2 separate regions of the Homo sapiens genome follow, and region 1 is linked to region 2. A link is an interaction called in ENCODE POLR2A ChIA-PET data of the cell type or tissue named here. Cell type or tissue: Caco-2. All regions are shown on one strand.

What was found. Peaks named below come from ENCODE experiments on the same cell type or tissue, not always from the same donor. Only the 100,000 strongest peaks of a DNase experiment are listed, where the experiment ranks them.
Region 1: POLR2A ChIA-PET joins it to region 2 with 5 read pairs; 3 of 35 experiments call an interaction of 5 or more read pairs at or near these places.

The regions. Positions count from the first base shown.
Region 1 is chr22:37,647,831-37,655,830 of GRCh38, reverse strand. SH3BP1 (SH3 domain binding protein 1) reads right to left here. Exons shown (of 18, transcript NM_018957.6): 14 at 7,396-7,512; 15 at 5,582-5,679; 16 at 5,106-5,289; 17 at 1,958-2,052; 18 at 1-559. The coding sequence ends at 147. It overlaps PDXP-DT (PDXP divergent transcript), which reads left to right. Exons shown (of 6, transcript NR_109952.1): 2 at 5,119-5,500; 3 at 5,906-5,977; 4 at 7,409-7,508. Among named protein-coding and RNA genes, the nearest start is that of PDXP-DT, 6.5 kb to the left of the region's middle. In Caco-2, no CTCF peak of the experiment used is centred here; no DNase peak of the experiment used is centred here.
Region 2 is chr22:37,508,776-37,516,775 of GRCh38, reverse strand. CARD10 (caspase recruitment domain family member 10) reads left to right here. Exons shown (of 20, transcript NM_014550.4): 3 at 478-803; 4 at 6,355-6,564. Among named protein-coding and RNA genes, the nearest start is that of CARD10, 6.6 kb to the left of the region's middle. RefSeq lists enhancers at 4,325-4,838, 6,996-7,822, 7,823-8,000. In Caco-2, no CTCF peak of the experiment used is centred here; DNase peaks (open chromatin) are centred at 4,065 and 4,445.

The DNA of each region.
Region 1 (8,000 bases), 140 kb before region 2:
CCATGGGGGCCGACCCAGTGGGCACTGAGGCACTTGTGGGCAAAGGCTGGAGGCCCATGCCCCTTTGTGGGGGGCGAGAGCTGTCCTGGGAGGGCCAGGTGGGGAGGGAGGGGGTGCTGAGGGCTGCTTAGGGAGAAACCAGCCACTCAGTTGGTCTCTGAGGCAAGGCTCCTGGGGCGGGGCTGAGGGGGGATAGCTGGGGGAGTGGGGACCCCACTGATAGCCTCAGGGGCTCCTCCCTCTGCTGTGGCAGCCCCCAGGTCCACCTGTGCAGGGTTACTCAAAGAGACTGGGCTGGGGGAGGCTGGACCTGGGGAGGCCGGGCTGGGGGAGGCTGGTGAACGCCGGCTTTGGCGCCGGGCAGGCTGAGGGGGTGTGGGGGGTAACGGGGGTGGCACTGTGGGGGCTCGGAGGCTGCTGCCAACCAGACGTCGGGGCAGGGCTTGGGGGGTCCCAGGGCTGCCAGAGCCAGGGGGCAAGGGCGGGGCTGGAGGGGAGGAGCGGGAGCCGGAGACCTGGGGGGGCGGCATGGTGGGCCGGGCTGGCGCCGGGCGCTTGGCTGTTGAGGAAGGAAAGGGTGAGGGAGGCTGAGTGTCCACGTGGCCTGTGGTGAATCCACCAAGCTCCGTGCCCCCTCACAACCTTTGCATCTGCTGTTCCCTCTGCCGGGAACACCGTTTCTGCGGCTGGCTCCTCATCGTCTAGGCCTCTCCTTGTGCCCTTTGCCCCCTTGGAGGCCCTCCCCGAGCACCCTAGTTAGAGTCCCACCCCATGCCCCACCCCAGCTGCTCCGTCACATTTTCCAGATGTATTTTCTTCGCAGGACTTTTTGTTCTCTGAAATTATCTTGCCCATTTATTTTGAATTTTTAAAAGTTCTTAAATTTTGAGACAGGGTCTCGCTGTGTTGTCCAGGCTGGTCTTGAACTCCAGGGCTCAAGCTAGCCTCCTGCCTCGGTCTCTCAAAGTGCTGGGATGACAGGTGTAAGCCACTGTCCCCGGCCTATCTTGTTCATTTTTATTTTACTGTAGACTACCTACCAGCCCTGGTCACGAGGCTCCCAGAGCTGTTCCGCCTATTCCTGGCTGTCCACTGCTCATTGCCTCCACTGAGTGTCAGTCACTCTCTCACCTGGTCAGCTCTGGGCCAAACTGACAGGTGAGTGTGCCAGAGGGGCTCAGAAGGAGGCCCCTGGTTTCTTCCCACCCCTGCCACCTCCTCTCCTTCACTGCCACTGCCTTTTTTCTTTTTTTTTTTTTGAGACAGAGTCTCATTCTTGTCACCCAGGCTGGAGTGCAGTGGCGTGATCTTTGCTCACTGCAGCTTCTGCCTCCCGGGTTCAAGTGATTCTCCTGCCTCAGCCTCCTAAGTATCTGGGATGATAGGCACCCGCAACCATGCCCAGCTAATTTTTGTATTTTTAGTAGAGGTGAGGTTTCACCATGTTGGCCAGGCTGGTCTTGAACTCCTGGCCTCAAGTGATCCACCCGCCTCAGCCTCCCAAAGTGCTGGGTTTACATGTGTGAGCCACTGTGCCCAGCCCCTTCACTGCCCTTTGAAGACTCCCTCCTTCCACTGTAGTCTGTGACCTCTGGGCTTCTGGAGGGACGGGACTCCAGTACCCCAGTACTCACGCCGGCTCCCCCTTAGTGGGCACGTGCTGTGTGCCAGGGCCAGGCACTCTTCCTGCAGCACCACTGCAGGCTCCATGCAGCCCCATAAGGTAAGTGCAGACACTGTCCCATTACACAGAGGAGGAAGGTGAGGCTCAGACAGGTGAACTCACCTGCCCAAGGTCAAATCTAAACCCAGAGTGCCAGGTGGCAAGACCTGGGCTCTTTATCACCTTGACTCCTGGCCTCCCCTGGCTGCCTAAAAAGATAGGAGGACCTGGGACTGCCTGTCCCCTCTCCCCGCCCACCCTCTGTCCCCTCCTCCCCTCCCACAGCCAACTCACTCCTCCGAGCCATGTCCTCCACTGGGGCAGCTGTCTCCGGGGGACTCCTGGTGACCTTGGGGGAGGCTGGTCTGGGAGGCACCTCAGACTCTGTCCTGCAGAGGGAAGGAGAGGATGGGGCAGACTTAGCCACCTCCCAGAAGTCTCATGGAATCCTGAGGAGTCTCCAGCTGCCAGGTGGAGTCCGGATCCTCCCAGCACTCGCTCTCTATCACTCTGTCCCCATGCCACGCACCCCTCCCAGAAGATGCTTCTGGCATTGGTTGGGGTCTGCATCCACTGAGCCCCTGGCTGCTTTGTGACCCTGTGACAGAGTCCATGTTCCTCTAGGGACCAGGAGGGAGCCCCACCTGCCTGGTAGGTAGGGCCAGGATGGGAGGTGGGACATAGGGCCTGACCTCTGCCTCAGCTCAGGGCCTCCATGTGGTTTTTTTTCTTGAGATGGAGTCTCACTCTGTCGCCCAGGCTGGAGTGCAGTGGTGCGATCTTGGCTCACTGCAGCCTCCACCTCCAAAGTTCAAGCAATTATCCTGCCTCAGCCTCTGGAGTAGCTGGGATTATAGGCACACACCACCATGCCCAGATTTTTTTGTTGTTGTTTTTTTGTAGTAGAGACGGGGTTTTGTCATGTTGTTCTTGAACTCCTGGTCTCAAGCGATCTTCTGCCCACCTCGGCCTCCCAAAGTGCTGGGATTACAAGTGTGCGCCACCTAGGCTTGTTTTTTTTTGTTATTGTTGTTGAGAAGTCTCGCTCTGTCGCTCAGGCTGGAGTGCGATGGCATGATCTTGGCTCACTGTGACCTCCGCCTCCTGGGTTCATGGGATTCTCCTGTCTTGGTCTCCTGAGTAGCTGAGATTACAGGCGTGCGCCACCATGCCCTGCTAATTTTTTGCATTTTTAGTAGAGATGGGGTTTCACCATGTTGGCCAGGCTGGTCTCAAACTCCTGACTTCAAGTGATCCACCTGCTTCAGCCTCCCAAAGTGCTGGGATTACAGGTGTGAGCCACCACACCCGGCCATTTCTTTTTCTTTTTTTTTTTTTTTTTGAGATGGAGTTTCACTCTTGTTGCTCAGGCTGGAGTGCAATGGCACGATCTTGGCTCACTGCAACCTCTGCCTCCCCGGTTCAAGCCATTCTCCTGCCTCAGCCTCCCGAGTAGCTGGGATTACAGGTGCGCACTACCATGCCTGGCTAATTTTTTGCATTTTTAGTAGAGATGGGATTTCACCATGTTTGCCAGGCTGGTCTCAAACTCCAGACCTGACGTGATCTACCTGCCTTGGCTTCCCAAAGTGCTGGGATTACAGGCGTGAGCCACCACACCTGGCCATTTCTTTTTGAGAAAGGATCTCACTCTGTTGCCCAGGCTGAGTGCAATGGCACAATCATTGCTCACTGCAGCCTCGACCTCCTAGGGTCAAGAAATCCTCCCACCACAGCCTTCTGGGTAGCTGGGACCACAGGTGTGCACCACCACACCGACCTCATTTATTTTTTGTAGAGACACAGCCTTGCTATGTTGCCCAATCTGCCTCCAAGTGATCTTTTTTTTTTTTTTTTTGAGACGGAGTCTCGCTCTGTTGCCCAGGTTGGAGTGCAGTGGCGCAATCTTGGCTCACTGCAAGCTCTGCCTCCTGGGTTCACACCATTCTCCTGCCTCAGCCTCCCGAGTAGCTGGGACTACAGGCGCCCACCAACATGCCCAGCTAATTTTTTGTATTTTTAGTAGAGACGGGGTTTCACCGTGTTAGCCAGGATGGTCTCGATCTCGCCTGCCTCGGCCTCCCAAAGTGCTGGGATTACAGGCGTGAGCCACCGTGCCGGGCCACGTGATCTTTATGAGATGCTTTGGCCACTGGAAGCCAGAGAGTGGGTGAGAAGCAGAGGGGGTCCTAGGCTCATTCCTCACTGCCTTCGGGTCTCTGCTTGGTCGTTTCTTCCTTAGCGAGGTCTTTCCTGGCCCCACAGCTAAAGTAGCCCCCACGCTCCCCCTTAACCTGCTCCCCCTCCCTTAGCAGCGCCTCTCCACCTGACACTATAGAGAGAACGCACTGGTGGCTGTGCTTGATGCTGTCTCTCTCTCTCCCTGTGCCCTGAAATGTGAGCATTTGTCTTGCTCATCAGGAAATTCAAGGTGTGAGCCGCAGTGCTCTGTGGTATCCTGAATAGTAGCTGCTTGGTATGGAGGCACCACGGTACCACGAAGCCCTTCCAGATTTAAACGATCAAAGAGAAGACGGTGGCCAAGCACTGTGGCTCATGCCTGTAATCCCAGCACTTTGGGGGACTGAGGCAGGCGGATCGCTTGAGGCCAGGAGTTCAAAACCAGCCTGGCCAACATGGGGTAACCCTGTCTCTACTGAAAATACAAAAATTAGCCGGCTATGGTGGTGCACGCCTGAAGTCACAGCTATTCGGGAGGCTAAGGCAGGAGAATTGCTTGAACCCGGGAGGCTGCAAGTGAGCCAAGATCTCGCCATTGCACTCCAGCCTAAGCAACAGAGTGAACTCCATCTCAGAAAAAAAAAAAAAAAAGAGGCTGGGTGCAGTGGCTTACACTTGTAATCCCAGCACTTTCAGGGGCCAAGGTGGGTGGATCATTTGAGGCCAGGAGTTCAAGACCAGCCTGGCCAACATGGCGAAACCCCATCTCTACTTAAAATACAAAAATTAGACAGGTGTGGTGGCACTCACCTGTAATCCCAGTTACTCGGGAGGCTGAGGCATGAGACTCAGTTGAACCTGGGAGGCACAGGTTGCAGTGAGCCAAGATTGTGCCACTGCACTCTGGCCTGGGCGACAGAGTGAGACTCTGTCTTAAAAAAAAAACAAAACAAAACTGGAAGGTATTTATAGATTCCAAAATGATCATCTCTTGAGTTCCCTAGGACTGGAAACAAAGCCTGGCATATAGTAGGTGCTCAGGAAATTGCTACATGATGAATAGGGCACACATCAGTGGCTGAGACAAATTCCGCCTCTGAGTCTCTGCCCCACCCTCTCCAAACTAGGAGATCCGGTCTTTGGGATGAAAACACTAATAATTACATTTCCAAAAATTCAGCTTCCAGCTCTGAGACATGGCGCCTCAGGCAGGCTGATTGTGGGAGTACCACAGGAGCCATTCAAGCCCCTCAGTCCTCACCTTTCCTTGGTAGCTGCTGAAGCCAAGGCTGGGGCCGGAGCTGGAGCTGGAGCCGGAGCCGGAGCCGGGGTGGTGGCTGGGGTGGGCACGGCAGTGGACGGAAGTTCCTCAGAGGCCAGCCTGTCACTGACTGTGTCCTGGAGGGTAACAGCTGAGAAGAGGCCTGACACGTTGAAGTTGATGTCTGGAGACAGAAGGAGCGGAGACGGCTCTCAGAGACCGCGCCAGGCTCCTCACTCCACTGGCCGGGACCGTTTCCCCTTCCCCTGAACCCATCTGGACCATGTTCAGCTTCCCCACTCCCGTGTGAGCCTCACCACCACCCCACAAAGCAGGCAGACCATCCCCGTTGTAAAAATGAGAAACTGAGGCTCAGACTTCCTCCTGGACTTATGGTGAGTTTGTGGGGCTACAGGGGAGGGAGCAGGGCAGAAGGAGGGCACCCAGCAGGGCGTCCATGCAGGCAGGAGCTTCACCTCCAGGGAAGAGGGTGTCTGCGCTCTGGATCAGCGCCTCGACGACGCCCACCACCTGGATGGAAGACACGGAGGCTGCATCCAGCTGGGCCTGGTCCCTGGGACAAAGAGATGCATCTGCTCAGCAAAGGGTTTGTGACCCCAACTCTCTGGCTGGCTCTGTGCTGGGCAATGGAGACACAAGGATCCATCATATTGAGTCCTTGTTCTCAAAAAGCCCACAAACCACCAGTTGATGGTAAATGTGTCACTCACATGCCAAATGTCCCCCTTCCTTCACCCTGACAGACATCACTAATTAATCAAGGACCCTTTTCCTCATAGTTGTGATCTGGACAGCCTCTACCAAGCAAATGCAATCAGCACGTGGGAGGAAATCTTGCCATCTGTGGCCAGGTAAATAATGATGACTCCTCACATAGCACTGCACTTTACACTTTAATTTTATTATTTCTTCTTTTTTTTTGAGACAGAGTCTTGCTCTCTCACCCAGGCTGGGGTGCAGTGGCCCGATCTTGGCTCACCGCATCCTCCACCTCCCAGGTTCAAGAGATTCTCCTGCCTCAGCCTCCCGAGTAGCTGGGATTACAGGCGCGTACCACCACGCCCAGATAATTTTTGTATTTTTAGTAGAGACGGAGTTTCACCATGTTGGCCAGGCTGGTCTCGAACTCCCGACCTCAGGTGATCCACCCACCTCGGCCTCCCAAAGTGCTGGGATTACAGCTGTGAGCCGCTGCCCCCGGCCTATTTCTTCATTTTTAGAGACAGGGTCTCATTGTGTCACACAGGCTGGAATGCAGTGGCTCCATCATGGCTCACTGCAGCCTTGACTCCCTGGGCCCAAGCAGTCCTCCCATCTCAGCCTTCTGAGTAGCTGAGACTTCAGGTGTGCACCATGCCTGGCTAATCTTTTTAATTTTTTGTAGAGACAGGGTCTCATTAAGTTGCCCAGGCTGGTTTCAAACTCCTGAGTTCAAGTGATCTTCCCACCTTGGCCTCCCAAAGTGCTAGGATTACAGGCATGACACTGGACCTGGCTTGCACTTCACAGTTTCTAAAACATTTTCCAATTCATCATATCACTCACTCCCCAAAGCAAAAGCCCTCAAAGTTTGTATGATTTCTCCCCAATTTACAGATGAGGAAATCGAGGTTCTGAGGGTGTCTTCCTCAGGCCCATCTCTGGAAGGTGGAGGGGTGGAGCTATTAGTAGAACCTGATCGAGCCAGGCGCGGCAGCTCACACCTGGGGCGCGATGGCTCACACCTGTAATCCCAGCACTTTGGGAGGCCGAGGCTGGTGGATCACGAGCTGAGGAGATCGAGACCACCCTGGCTAACACGGTGAAACCCTGTCTCTACTAAAAATACAAAAAATTAGCCGGGAGTGGTGGTGCGCACCTGTAGTCCCAGCTACCTGGCAGGCTGAGGCAGAAGAATCGCTTGAACCCGGGAGGCGGAGGTTGCAGTGAGCCGAGATTGCGCCACTGTACTCCAGCCTGGGCAACAAGAGCAAGACTCCATCTCAAAAAAAAAAAAAAAAAAAAGAACCCGATCTCTGGGCTCCCAGCTCCCCCATGCCACTAAACACCTCATCACCACCACTGGCCAAAATGCCAGAATTGCCTCTCTCCAAAGCCCTGTGGCCTGCACAGCCCCTTTGGCCTGTTCCTCACGGCAGCCTCAAAAACAGGAGCTGCTCAACCCACTCCAAAAATGGGGACACCAAGGCCCCGGGGAAAAATAGACAACAGATAGTTGGGATGGGATCTGCCTTCCTCCTGCCACCTCCCCCAGCCCGCGGCCCCTCACCCTTCTTTCTCAGGTGGCCACAGCAAGTTGGGTCCCAGGACTATGGCGATGTTGCTGGGTGTCATCTTGTTCACCTCCTGCTCCTCGGCCAGCCGTGCCAGGAACTTCATCAGGTACCTAAGGGCGGAGGCAGGCTTAGGCCAGGGGCAGAACGCACCCAGCCCTGAGAATTCTCCAGCCCAGGGTTTCCAAAGAGTGTGAAAGACACCGCCCAGAATGGTCTTAACATTGTCACAGTTAAATCAGCTTATCCACTGAGTGCCAACCCTGCAGTGGGCACTGAGCCAAGCTGAGTCCTCAGCAGCCACCCTACAGGGTAGAGATTGTTACAGTCTGCATTTTCCAGATGATGACGCTGAGTGGCCTGCCCAGAGGTGGCATGTGAAGCCAGGCGGTATGGCTTCAAAAGTTCAAGGTCTCATTTATTTCAATGCTTCGCATAAAAATGTGTGACTAATCCGGCTGGGCGCAGTGCCTCACGCCTGTAATCCCAGCACTTTGGGAGGCTGAGGCGGGTGGATCACCTGAGGTCAGGAGTTCAAGACCAGCCTGACCAACATGGTAAAACCCCACCTTTACTAAAAATACAAAAATTAGCCGAGTGT
Region 2 (8,000 bases):
ATATCTAGCACAAAGAATGAAGTTAACAAATATTAGTAGCTACTGTAATTATTGTTGATAGGTTGGTGCATATTTTCCTGTATTTATTAACTATTTTTATTTTGGGACTTGCCTATTGATAGTTTTTGTCCATATTTTTATTTGGTTGTTGATCTTATTGATTTGTAGGAGCTCTTTATATATTACGGCTCTGAGTTCTTGTTATATTTTCTCCCACTCTGTTGCTTATTAACTTTGTTACATCTTTCATTTTTCAAAGGTTTAAACATTTTTATATGGATTTGTCCATCTTTTTTCTCTTATAACTCCTGGATTTTGTGTGTTGTTTAGGAAGACCTCCCCTGCTCCCAATTCTACAAATATATTCCAGAATTTCCCTCTAGTGTTTTTATGGTTTGAGTTTTTTGACACAGTATGTTATCTCCTGGATTTTACTTGCCTGAGCTGCCTATTCTGTCCCCTGTTCTGTCCTGGCAGATGAGGAGGGGCCTGAGGGCCTGACCCAATTCTTGATGACAGAGGTGCGACGGCTGCGGGAAGCTCGCAAGAGCCAGCTGCAGCGGGAGCAGCAACTGCAGGCCCGGGGCCGGGTGCTCGAGGAGGAGCGGGCAGGGCTGGAGCAGCGGCTGCGGGACCAGCAGCAGGCTCAGGAGCGCTGTCAACGGCTGCGGGAGGACTGGGAGGCGGGCAGCCTGGAGCTGCTGCGGCTCAAGGATGAGAACTACATGATCGCCATGCGCCTGGCACAGCTCAGTGAGGAGAAGAACTCGGCTGTACTTCGCAGCCGTGACCTGCAGCTGGCGGTAGGCCCTGGGGAGATGGGTCGGGGAGGCAAGGGAAGGGGCAGCTTTTGCAATGTAGTAGCCAGCCAGCCTGTGTCCCAGAGCCACCATTGCTGGCTCTTTGACGTGGATAAGTCCTTTTAGTGCTCGGTGTACCTACTTCATTGGGTTATGACTGTGGTTCTCAATGGGGGGTGATTCTGACCCCCTAGAAACATCTGGCCATGTCTAGGAAATATTTCTGGTTGTCACAATTAGTGGGGATTTATTGGCATCTGGTGTGTAGAGGCCAGGGATGCTGTCAAACGCCCTGCAGGGCACAGGACAGTCCCCAGCAAAGAATTACCTAGCCTAAAACATCGGTAGGGCCGGGGCCAAGAAACACTGGGTTATGAGGATTTGATAAGTTGTTTTTTTTTTTTTTTTTTTTGAGATGGAGTCTCACCCTTGTTGCCCAGGCTGGAGTGCAGTGGTGTGATCTCGGCTCCTTGCAGCCTCTGCCTCCCGGGTTCCAGCGATTCTCCTGCCTCAGCTTCCCGGGTAGCTGGGATTACAGGCTCGTGCCACCACACCCAGCTAATTTTTGTATTTTTAGTAGAGATGGGGTTTCACCATGTTGACCCGGCTGGTCTCGAACTCCTGACCTCAGGTGATCTGCCCGCCTCGGCCTCCCAAAGTGCTGGGATTACAGGCGTGAGCCACCGTACCTGGCCCGGTGAGTTTAAGACACAGTTTCAAACATGTACAGTCCCTAGCACACTGCTCACAACTTGTGTCATCAGTAGCCATTGTTGATATTATTATCAAGAGACACATAGGTTAAACATCATGTCTTCTAATCCTCACCAAAGCACCATACGCCAAGCCCTCATTTGCAAATACAGACTCTGAGACTCAGATTAGTGAAAGGACTTGCTCAAGGTCACAGAGCCAGGAAGCGGCACAGCCTGGATTTGAACCGGGTCCGGCTGGCTCCAGTGCCAGCCCCCTTCCCACGCTGCTGTTCCGCCTACTCCCTGTGTGGGGAAGTCTCACCTGACTCCCTCCAGCAGCAAGTGAGGCTGTGCCTCCTACTGCATCTCACTTTCTTGGTTTCTGACTGGGACTCAGCAGGGGGATAATACCAGTATTTGACTGCCACAGGGCGTTGTTCCAAGGATTTAATGAGCTGATCCACGTCAAGGGCTTAGCAGTGCAGGCCGCACGGCACGCAGGAGGCTCTCTCCAGCCATGTTGCTCGAGGCTGCACAGTGGGTTCTGACCGTGGAGTTTGAAGCCTCCCTACCCCAGGAGCCTTGGGCCGTGGCTACAGCATTGCAGGTGGCTGTGAGGCTGTAGATGTGGGTGCACTGGTGTGCCAGTCCTCGGTTTGTGCACGCCAGGTGGGTCGATATCTTGGGGAGGTGAGCCCTGATGGGGGTGTTGAGGCCACCAGTTGAAGGGTCCAGGCTGCTGGTCCTGCTTGAGGATGTAGGTGGCTGGTTTGAGGTTGTGAGATGACCTTGAGGCTATCGTTCGAGGGCCTGGTTGGTGTGTGGCAGGAGACGGAGGCTTTCTGAGGAGTGATGGGCAGGGACAGGGACATGTCCCAGGCCTGCTCTACTGTGAAAAACCATGTGGCATGGGGAAGGCTTTCCTTTCTGTGCCTCAGTTTCCTCATCCTCATCACAGATAAGGATGATGTAACAATTATAAAACGGCCTTGTGCTTTATAGATACCATCCTCAGTGCTTGCCATGCACAGACCCCTTTAATTTTCCAGCCACCCTACGCTGGGGTGGACAACACTATCTTCCCCATTTCTAGAGGAGGAAACTGAGGCACAGAGAAGTTGGTTAGAGCACTTTCCCAATGTCCTGGGATTGAAGGAATTTTTTTTTTTTTTTTTTTGAGATGGAGTCTTGCTTTGTTACCCAGGCTTGAGTGCAGTGGTGAGATCTTTGCTCACTGCAACCTCTGCCTCCCACGTTCAAGCGATTCTCCTGCCTCAGCCTCCTGAGTAGCTGGGATTACAGGTGTGTGCCACCATGCCTGGCTAATTTTTTTTTTGTATTTTTAGTAGAGATGGGGTTTCACCATGTTAGCCAGGCTGGTGTCAAACTCCTGACCTCAGGCGATCTGCCCGCCTCAGCCTCCCAAAGTGCTGGATTACAGGCATGAGCCACTGTGTTCAGCCGGATTGAAGGATTTCTGAGTTGGCTCTCAGCACTGCTGAGGGGCGGTGGCTGGCAGGTAGGAGTGCTCCCCTTTCTTTACCCAGAGGGCTTCCCCTTTTTTCTGAAACAGACATGGGGCTTGCTGTAGGGTTTTCTCAGAAGAAATAATTTACTGCTTAGAGAGGACGGCGTGAGGGCTGCAGGCTGGGGGTACTGGGAGGGGCTGCAGCCCTCACGGCTTGTCCCACCTTTGGGTTGGGTGTGATGCGATTGGGAGATGTCCTGCGTGTGTGGCCATCTGGGGGCTGCTGGGACAGGGGAGGGGGATGGAAAAGAGATGGTCGGAGGTGCCTCTGTAGTCTGCAGGTCATCTGCCTCTACGCAGAGTGGCTGCTTTTTCCTATTTTAGGGACCTAAGAAGTGAAATTGGCCAGGCGCAGTGGCTCATGCCTGTAATCCCAGCACTTTGGGAGGCTGAGGCGGGTGGATCATGAGGTCAGAAGATTGAGACCATCCCGGCTAACGTGGTGAAACCCCGTCTGTACTAAAAATACAAAAAATTAGCCGGGCGTGGTGGCATGCACCTGTGGTCTCAGGGACTCGGGAGGCTGAGGCAGGAGAATTGCTTGAACCCGGGAGGTGGAGGTTGCAGTGAGTCAAGATTGAGCCACTGCACTCCAGCTTGGGCGACACAGCGAGACTCTGTCTCAAAAAACAACAACAAAAAAAGAAGTGAAATTAAACTTAGCTACTATAAATTTACCTTAATTTATAATTTATGTTTGGAGCTTTTCTGCTCCAAAATTAACAAAGGTGTTGCAGATGGATCTGAACAGAGCACCTGATCGTGCCTGGCTTGGCGGCTTGCATCCCCACCTCCCATAGGCAGGTGTGTGGCGGCTGGGATTTAATACCCTGTTTTATAAGGTGCAAATTTAATGAGCTGTTATTTCTAAGCAACATAAACTGAAGGAACGAACGCTATAATTTTGTGCTCAGTGAGTTTGTACGCCGGGATTAAATGCATCCGTATTTCCTGTTGCTCGTCGGAGACTCCCAGGTGTCCTGTCCTCTGAGCTCATCAGGGAAGCCGGCTGGCCAGGGGTCAGGCAGGAGGCCCTGGTGTGTGGCTGCGGTTTGCTGAGAGGGTGTGACCACAGTTGTCCTTGTAACGAGCTGTCTTTCTCTGGCTGTTCACAAAGCATGTTTTGTGAGTGGAAAGGAATGCGGGAGTCATGAATTTCTTTCTGAGTCTCTTGCGGAGGAGGAGGAGTGGACTGTTAATTTGTAGAATTGCCTGACCCAGCCTCCAGACCCGTGTGTGTGTGTGTGTGTGTGTGTGTGTGTGTGTGTGTGTGTGTGTGTGTGTGTGGAGGGGGGGCTGCCATTCTAACCTCTCAAGGCTGGGGAACTAGCAAGTCACTTTCCAAGAGAGGCCAGGGGACTCCTAGGGCACCAAATATTGCATGCCTGACTGTAGCACCAGAAGTCATTGTGACCTTTTCCCAACAATGACTTCATTTTATGGCCTGCCACCTGCTGCCACTCTTGTCACTGTCTGGCCACCTCAGACCCCACATGCGTCACGCTTGGCTGAGTGCACTCATAGTCCAGCAAACTGGCCATGCACGTCTGCTCCCAGCTTGGTGGTCACACCACAGCTGCCCACCCCCCATACCAGGCCAACTTCTGGCTGCACACTCCGAACTGGTGATTGGTTAGGGGCATGGGATTTTGTTTGAAGCTGTGAAGACAGCCACGGTCACACTGTGGCAGCTCTGTAGCCCTTCATAGTTTAGAGGCCTCTGCCCACTTGCTGTCTTGTTTGATTCTTGCAACACCTTTGGGAGGCAAATGATGGGGCCAGGGGATTGACTGGGCCCATTTTACTGATGAGGAAACTGAGGCCCAGAGGAGGTAAGTGACTTGCTCAGGATGACAGAGCCTAGAAGTAGCAAAATTGAAACCTGAACCCTGGAACTGGAGCTCTTGAGGGAGATGAACCAACAGCCAAATCTTCTGGAGTGGAGGCTTTGTTAGGAATTCCTTTCAGGGTGGACCAGACCAAGTCTGAGTCTCTGAGAGTGTGTTGAGGTGAGATGTTGGCTTGTTGCGGGGAGCATCTGGTTCCCGGACTGGATGAGTCCCTCAACTCTCAAAACCATTGCCCTCTCCTCTCCCCTCACACCCCCCCCGTACAGATGAGATGATTGAGGCACAGAGAGGGGCCATGACTTGCCCAGGGTCACACTGAGCTAGAGACGGAGCTGGGGTCTGACCCTGTTTTTTTTTTTTTTCTCCTTCTTTCTTTCTTCTTTCTTCCTTCTTCCTTCTTTCCTCCTCCCACTCTGCCCTCCTCCCGCCTCCTCCTTCTCCTTCTCCTCCTCCTCCTTCTCCTTCTACCTCTTCCCCCTCCCTCCTCCTCCCCTCCTCCTCCTCACCCCCTTCTCCTTCTTCTTCTTTTTTTTTTTTTTTTTTTTGAGACAGGGTCTCGCTCTGTTGCCCAGGCTGGAGTGCAGTGGCACGATTATGGTTCACTGCAGCCTCAACCTCCCAAAGCTCAAGTGATTCTCCCGCTTCAGCCTCCTGAGTAGCTGGGATAATAGGCGCGCACCACCACACCCAACTAATGTTTTAAATTTTTTTTGTCGAGACGAGGTCTCACTGTGTTAACTAGGCTAGTCTCCATCTGCCCGCCTCGGCCTTCTAAAGTGTTAGGCCTGGTTTCCCTTATTCTTTTTTTTTTTTTTTTTTTTGAGACAGAGTCTTGCTCTGCTGCCCAGGCTGGAGTGTAGCGGCGCAATCTTGGCTCACTGTAACCTCCATCTCCTGGGTTCAAATGATTCTCGTGCCTCAATCTCCCTAGTAGCTGGGACTACAGGCATGTGCCACCACGCCCAGCTCATTTTTGTATTTTTAGTAGAGACGGGGTTTCACCATGTTGGTCAGGCTGGTCTCAAACTCCTGACCTCAGGTGATCCACTGAGGGCCCGCCTCAGCCTCCCAAAGTGCTGGGATTACAGGCGTGAGCCACTGTGCCTGGCCCCACTTCTTCTTGATGCGGCCCTCCTCCTTTTCTGCCATGAGAATACTGGGCTAAATTGACGGGAGTCAGTGTCAGAAGTGCGGGACAGACAGCGTGTCGTGATGCAGCATGTCCGCCCACAAGTTCTTAGAGTGGATTCCCCTGGGAGGGTGTCCTTGGCCTTGCTACCCACTGCTCCTTCCTCAGCCCTGTTTGTTTTATATCTGTCCAGCCTGTCCTGTTTTCATAGACAAGCCTGGGGAGGACTCCTGCTTCGGCTTCTCTGGGAATCTGGGAGGCACCCAGGAGTGAGGGAGCAGGTCTTCCCACCCCTGTAACCCGTGGCTCCCAGTGTGTCTCCCTCTGGGCTGACCCATGTCTTGGGCTCCAGGTGGATCAGCTCAAGCTCAAAGTGAGTCGGCTGGAGGAAGAGTGTGCACTGCTTCGAAGGGCCAGGGGCCCGCCCCCTGGGGCAGAGGAGAAGGAGAAGGAGAAGGAGAAGGAGAAGGAGCCAGACAATGTGGACCTTGTCTCTGAGCTGCGTGCTGAGAACCAGCGGCTGACGGCGTCACTGCGGGAGTTGCAGGAGGGCCTGCAGCAGGTACCAGGGCCAGGGCTTGTGGGCACAGGCTGGGGGGTGGTCAGGAGGGCCTGCAGCAGGTACTGGGGCTTGTGGGCACAGGCTGCGGGGTGGGGGATCAGGAAGGCCTGCAGCAGGTAGCAGGGCCAGGGCTTCTGGGCACAGGCTGGGTAGCGGGGCTCAGGAGGGCCTGCAGCAGGTACCAGGGCTGGGGCCCATGGGCACGGGGGTGGGGGGTGGTCAGGAGGGCCTGCGGTAGGTACCAGGGCTGGGGCTTGTGGGCACAGGCTGGCAGGAGGTCAGGAGGGCCTGCAGCAGGTACCAGGGCTGGGGCCCATGGGCACGGGGGTGGGGGGTGGTCAGGAGGGCCTGCGGTAGGTACCAGGGCTGGGGCTTGTGGGCACAGGCTGGCAGGAGGTCAGGAGGGCCTGCAGCAGGTACCAGGGCTGGGGCCCATGGGCATGGGGGTCGGGGGAGGTCAGAAGGACCTGCAGCAGGTACCAGGGCTGGGCCTCGTGGCCATGGGGGTTGAGGGGGGGTCAGGAGGGCCTGCAGCAGGTACCAGGGCCAGCGTTCATGGGCACAGGCTGCGGGGAGGTCAGGAGGGCCTGCAGCAGGTACTAGGGCCAGGGCTCGTGGACATGGAGTGGGGGTGGGGGTCAGACCCGGAAAACAGGCCCTCTTGCTGTTTGCTTATCCTCCCAAGGCCTGGGAAGCTGAGGATTTCAGAACCAGGGATCTGAGATCTGGATGGAGTCCCGGTAGCCTCTTGCCTGAAGCTCTGAGCTGAGGGCCCTTAGCACGTGGCTGTCCCTGGTTGTCTGGTCTAGGGTGTGTGAGCAGCCTCCAGAAGGTCCTCAAACTCCCTAAAACTGCCCCCCTGATTTTGAGTGTGAGCATTTTTCTGGGGAAAGGGCCCCAGCTTTAATTTGATTTGTAGAGGGTGTGGCCTGGGGGCCCTAGGGCTTGCTTAGTGTCCTGCGGCAGGTCAGTGGCAGGTCAGCAGCTGCATGGGCCTGCCTCCTGGCCATTGTTCCACACAGGAAGTGGGGGATGAGAGCCAGTGTGTTTCATGGGGTTGGGGCACTTGGCTGGGGTGTGGGTCTGGGGGCAAGATCTTGGGCCCAGGGTCTACCTGTATGGGCCAGGCTCAGCCCCTTGAAGACCCCTAGTCATGGGGGTGGGAGTAGGTCTTGGGAATGGCCTCCGTCTGCTGCCCTGGATGGTGGGTGAGGGCCAGAGCACGAGTGTGTGCCTGGTGCTTGTTTAGGAATAATCCTGGGTGAACTTGTCCAGTCACACCCTTCTCCACTTAGCTTATTAGCTTACTTGTACCCCAGATACTCCCTGGAGGGTGGGTAGGGCTTGTGGGGCCACACCCACTCTGCCGATGGGGAGACAGAGATCCAGAGAGGGTCGAGGCCCCGGGCCAGCATGGCAGAGCTGGTCAGGTGGGT